Regions from separate parts of the Homo sapiens genome. Here region 2 is linked to region 1. The links are chromatin loops, found by intact Hi-C in ENCODE. Cell type or tissue: CD14-positive monocyte. All regions are shown on one strand. Each heading gives the region's core, and the rest is flanking DNA. Links, peaks and the distances in the headings are about the cores only. Region 1 overlaps LOC105376311 (a long non-coding RNA gene). Region 2 overlaps FCN1 (ficolin 1).

The links. Hi-C counts contacts between places; a loop is a spot of excess contacts. Peaks named below come from ENCODE experiments on the same cell type or tissue, not always from the same donor. Only the 100,000 strongest peaks of a DNase experiment are listed, where the experiment ranks them.
Region 2: a loop joins it to region 1, with 9 times the contacts of the local background. A loop is called at or near these places in 1 of 110 quality-filtered maps.

What each region holds. Positions count from the first base shown.
Region 1 is chr9:134,474,886-134,477,689 of GRCh38, reverse strand. The region is part of intron 1 of LOC105376311 (a long non-coding RNA gene); the gene reads right to left. Among named protein-coding and RNA genes, the nearest start is that of MIR4669, 97 kb to the right of the region's middle. RefSeq lists an enhancer at 1,648-2,149. In CD14-positive monocyte, for the core only: no CTCF peak of the experiment used is centred there; a DNase peak (open chromatin) is centred at 1,229; H3K4me3 peaks cover 917 bases; H3K27ac peaks cover 1,674 bases.
Region 2 is chr9:134,905,796-134,908,599 of GRCh38, reverse strand. FCN1 (ficolin 1) reads left to right here. Exons shown (of 9, transcript NM_002003.5): 9 at 1-2,804. Among named protein-coding and RNA genes, the nearest start is that of FCN1, 11 kb to the left of the region's middle. In CD14-positive monocyte, for the core only: no CTCF peak of the experiment used is centred there; no DNase peak of the experiment used is centred there; H3K4me3 peaks cover 194 bases; H3K27ac peaks cover 856 bases.

The sequences.
Region 1 (2,804 bases), core at 217-2,716:
AAGCCCTGGCCCCTGGAGGCTTAGAGAATCCCAGCTGGAGTTGCTGTGGGTGCAGGAGCCTGCGGAAGGCGCCGGCTGCAAGTGCCAGGTGTTTCCTTGGTGGCAGAGCTGGCAGGAGCTTGGTGAGAATGACCAGGCTGTGCATGCATCCAGCCCCTCTCTGGGAAAATCATCAGCCTGGCACACAGTTGGTGCTCAAAATAGAAATGGCTAAGCCATTCCCAGACATGGCTACAGTGGCAAACAAAATAGACGTCGCAACCTGCTGCATTGAGCAGCTGCCCACGGGAGGACAGACCAGAAACAGGGCTCCAGCCCCACTGAGTTCCATCCCCGTCCACCACATGGCTGCTGGCCGGTCCTTGGAAAAGCCCCTTTCACACCGTCTGACCTCAGTTTCAATACCTATAAAATGAGAGTGTGGGGCCCGCCTTCCCAAGAGTGATCGGTCCGGCCTCTCCATAGGACCTGCTGTGGTTGGCACAGGGACGGCTGCCCTGGTTTCCCTTCAGGAGGGACCTGTCACCCGGCCCCGGGGAGTGGCTAGCACACAGCCTCCAGCTGGCAGCTCCTCCGCACCCTAGGTCATGCCCCTTCCCACGCTCTGTAGGTGAGCCACGGCCGTGTGCCGCAGGACACCAACAGGCAGGACGCAGTGAGGTGCAGGACACTTTTCTGGGGGTCCCCAGAGGGCTGGACTAGGCCTTATGAGGCCTGCACCACTATGCAGCCGCCTTTTCCACCCAATCTGGCTTCTTCTTTCCCTTCTGTCTTAGTCCATTTGAGCCACGATAAAAGAAAACTACCCCCAGACCGGGCAATTTATAAAGAACAGAAATGTATTTATCACCATCTGGAGGCTGGGAGGGCTGAGCTCAAGGCTCCATGAAGTCCTCTGGCCAGCAGTCTCTAGAACACCCCAGAGAAGGCAACTCGGGAGCGCTGGGTGGGTGAAGTGGCTACAGCAGCCCTTCCCAGCGGTGCCAGGCTCCGTGTGGCCTCTCATCCACCTATTGATAGGCAGGGAAACAGGCTCAGGCCGACTTGGCCACACTGGAACCCAGACCCTCAGCCATCCAACACTAAAGCCTGTATCTTAACCCACACAGCTTGTGGATACCCGTCTCAGGGCCACCTTGCTCTTCACAAAGATGGGCAAACTGAGGCCTAGAGTGAAGGACTGAGGCTTAGAGTGAGGAACTGAGACCTAGAGTGAGGAACTGGGGCCTAGAGTGAGGAACTGGCGCCTAGAGTGAAGGACTGAGGCTTAGAGTGAGGAACTGGGGTCTAGAGTGAGGAACTGGGGCCTAGAGTGAGGAACTGGGACCTAGAATGAGGAACTGGGGCCTAGAGTGAGGAACTGGGGCCTAGAGTGAGGAACTGGGGCCTAGAGTGAGGAACTGGGGCCTAGAGTGAGGAACTGAGGCCTAGAGTGAGGAACTGGGGCCTAGAGTGAGGAACTGGGACCTAGAATGAGGAACTGGGGCCTAGAGTGAGGAACTGGCGCCTAGAGTGAGGAACTGGGGCCTAGAGTGAGGAACTGGGGCCTAGAGTGAGGAACTGGCGCCTAGAGTGAGGAACTGGGGCCTAGAGTGAGGAACTGGGGCCTAGAGTGAGGAACTGGGGCCTAGAGTGAGGAACTGAGGCCTAGAGTGAGGAACTGGGGCCTAGAGTGAGGAACTGGGGCCTAGAGTGAGGAACTGGCGCCTAGAGTGAGGATGCGACGAGCAAGCCCTGGTGCCAGTTGCAGGTCCGGGGTCTCCAGCTCTGAGGGCAGAATGCACTAATGCTCAGTGTCAGAGAAGCTCTGGGGGCTCTAGGGATTTCCAGGGAACCCTCTTGGAATGTGTCGGGGCTGGAATGGTGGCTGTCCTGGCTGCAGCCCCAAACCCAGGCTCTCTGCAAACCCACACAGGCTCTGGGCTTTGGGACGAGCAGAGTGGGGAGCGGCTTGTGCAGGCTGAAGTTGGAGCCAAGCAGAGAGGCCAGTGGGAGGGGGACCCCACCAGGGCCCCAGCACAGCCCCCACCCCATCCTGGCTGGGGGCTCACTGAGCAGCGACTGCCAGGCCAGAGCTGCCTTCCTTCCTAAAGCCTGGGGCCCCGCCTCCCGGGACACGGCCCAGAAAAGGAGGAGGAAAAGTTCATTTCCTGAACACGCCTGGAGAAAGAAGTGTGCAGCCTGTCCACGTGGCAGAGTTTGCAGATGCCACCGGCCTCCCGCAGGCTCAGGGTGGAGAGACATCCTGCGTGGAGTGCAGCGCCCCTTCTCGTCCGGGTCCCTCCTCCTTCCCCGGGGATCTGCTCCTTCCCCGAACCCCTCCTGCTTCCCCGGGAATCTGCTCCTCGTTCTCTCAAGACAGCAGGGCAGCGGGGTCCTAAGGTGCCGATCAGGGTCAGGGGGTGCCCACCAGGCCTCTCCAGGCAGCAGGAACCCACCCAGCCCCCTGAGGCCCAGGCAAGGCTTTCTGGCGGCAGCCAAACCCACACTTTGTCAGCTTCCTCCACCTGCTCAGTGAGCCCAGGCCCCAGGGAAACAGCTGAGAACAAAATACATAACGTCTCTGCAAAGGGACATCCCCCAGCACCCGGAGGAAGGATGCATCGAGCAGAAGCCAGATCGGTGTAGAGCCATGGGTGGGCACCGTCCCCTCGAGCCCTCTGAGAAGGCTCCAGCCAGAGGCAGGTGCAAGGGCAAAGCCAACTGCCACGAGGCCCAGGCAGTTGCACCTGGACAGAGGGGCTCCTGGGGTGTGGGAGGGAGTGAGGCAGGGGCTAGGGATGGAGCAGGGGCTGGCTTGGGGC
Region 2 (2,804 bases), core at 49-2,548, 430 kb before region 1:
TCCGTTGTCCCCTCTCCCCCCAAGCCCCATGGGACAGGGTCTCCACTCCTGAGACTCATGGGATTAGACTAGGCCTACCTGGATGATCTGGGATCCTCTCCCATGTCCAGGTCTCTATCCCTAACCACATCAGCAAAGTCTCTTTTGCCATGGAAGGTATTTGCAGGCTCTGACTTTGTGTGTATTAGGGCAGGACATTTTTGGCGGGGCAGTGGTGGGGGCAGGGAATTATTCTGCCTACCATGCCTTATACAAAAATAAATAAATCACAGGCTTATACCTGAAAGAATTCCTGCAAATAATAAAAGAATTAGAGCAGCTCAGTTAAATAAAAAAAGGTATGAGATGTGAACAGACACTTCACAGAAGATGACATGCAGGGGAGCAAGGTATTTATCAAAAAGTGCTCCACTTTTCACTTACCAGAGAAATGCAAATCAGCACCCAAAGGAGTCACTGCGGCACCCTCATCTGAGCCTCAGAAGTTAGAAAGATGGATAGCACCAGTGTCAAAGGTGACTGTGGGAGGGAGATTTGCATACACTGCTAGTAACAATGCGAATTGATGGAACCAACCTGGAAAATGGCTTGGCATCAACTGTTGGAGAAGAAGACACACAGTCCTCTAACCTGCCAGTCCCACATCAGGGCCTGGATATGGCCGTCATGTGTACCAGGGAGCATGGCCAGGAATCTTTACAGCCAAATACTCACCATAGCACCAAACTGGAATCAGCCGACATACCCATCAGGAAGAGAATGGATGTTAAAAAATGCAAGGATAGCCATTGGGTAGAACGCCATACAGCCATGACAATTACACAGTGACACCTACACACAAGGAGCATGAGTCTCACAAACATGGCAGCAAAAGGAGCCTGTTCAAGAGGGTATGTGCTATGGATTCCATTGTAGATAAAGTTTTTCAAAAGCAAAAGTAGCCAATGGTATTTTGGATGCATATTTAGGTGGTAAATGTATACAGGAAAAATAAGAAAGTGATTGTATTTGAGGGTGGGACCACATGGTGACTGGGAAGGGACAGGGACAAGCCTCTGGGGTTCTGGCAATGCTCTGTTTCTTGACCCAGGTGGTGATTGTAAGGATGTTTGTTAACTAGTGATGAAAATAATTAAGCTGTACTTTTGCTTTATACACTTTTGAGTACATGTTATGTTCCACAATTTAAAAACTACTTATAAAGAAACTGCACATGCTTGGATCCAGGAACATGAGCTACAGGCACATCCTCCACTGATGCCCAGTGTTCTTGACTCAATACCTGTAAGGAGAGGTCCTTGTAGCCCATTGGGGGCTGACCAGACCCTACTACGCCCCTGCCACAATCTCTAGTCCATCACAAAATCCACTATTGGGATAGTACTTTCGTCCCTCAGTAGGTAAGCATTTTTACAACCTAGGAAGACTTAGCTTTAAGTCTAGAAATGATTAGTATAAATATAAAATATAAATATGATTAATATAAATATAAAATAGCCATAGAAATATGCCTTTTAGTTTGTTTTTTGAGACAGAGTTTTACTCTGCCACCCAGGCTGGAGTGCAGTGGCGTGATCTCAGCTCACTGCAATCTCCACCTCCCAGGTTCAAGAGATTCTCATGCTTCAGCCTCCCAAGTAGCTGGGATCACAGGCACACACAACCATGCCCAGCAATTTTTTTGTATTTTTAGTAGAGATGGGGTTTCGCCGTGTTGGCCAGGCTGGTCTTGAACTCCCGACCTCAAGTGATCCACCCGCCTCTGCCTCCCAAATTGCTGAGATTACAGGCGTGAGACACTGTGCCTGGCCAAAATATGCCTTTTGTATTAAGGAATCTGGACAGGTTTGATTTTTCACAGTCTTGTAATGTTTAAATAATTTGGCCTATTATGAAGAATCTCACAAATCCAATATAAAATGTGGAACTAACTAATCAAAATCATCTTGTAATATTACATGGAAATCTTAGTGCGTTTATACACGGTATTGGCATATTTAAGAGACTTTGAGCTCATTGCATTTCTAAGTTAAATTATTAGATTTCTTAAGATTTAAGTTAAATTATTAGATTTTTAAAGATTAATTAGTGCTAAGGAGGGTTTTCTCATTAGACAGCTGAAATGCCGCAGGAGAAATTTGAGTGTATTCCACTTCTTATTGCAATTTTAAATGTTTGAAGTTATTTAAAGAACTAAATTTATGGTATCCAAAAGCTCTAAAAAGGTGACTCTTAAGATTTGCAGGTCTTATAAATAGAAAAACAAGAACTGTAAGCCAAACTTAAAATATTCAGGATGAATTGAGTTTTTGAATTTGTAGCTTTCAGAAACTGAACATTAATTTTAAGAAGCAAAGCAGGCTGGGCACAGTGGCTCACGCCTGTAATCCTAGCACTTTAGGAGGCTGAAGTGGGTGGATCACTTGAGATCAGGAGTTCAAGACCAGCCTGGCCAACATGATGAAACCTCCTCTCTACTAAAAATACAAAACTCCGCCAGAAATCGCTTGATCCCGGGAGGTGGAGGTTGCAGTGAGCTGAGATCGTGCCACTGCACTCCAGCCTGGGGAACAGAGCGAGATTCCGCCTCAAAAAAAAAATAAAAATAAAAAGAAGAAGAAGAAGAAGGAGAAAGAGGGAGAGGGAGAGGGAGAGGGAGAGGGAGAGGGAGAGGGAGAAGAAGAAGAAGAAGAAGAAGAAGAAGAAGAAGAAGAAGAAGAAGAAGAAGAAGAAGAGGAAGAGGAAGAGGAAGAGGAAGAGGAAGAGGAAGAGGAAGAAGAAGAAGAAGAGGAAGAAGAAGAAGA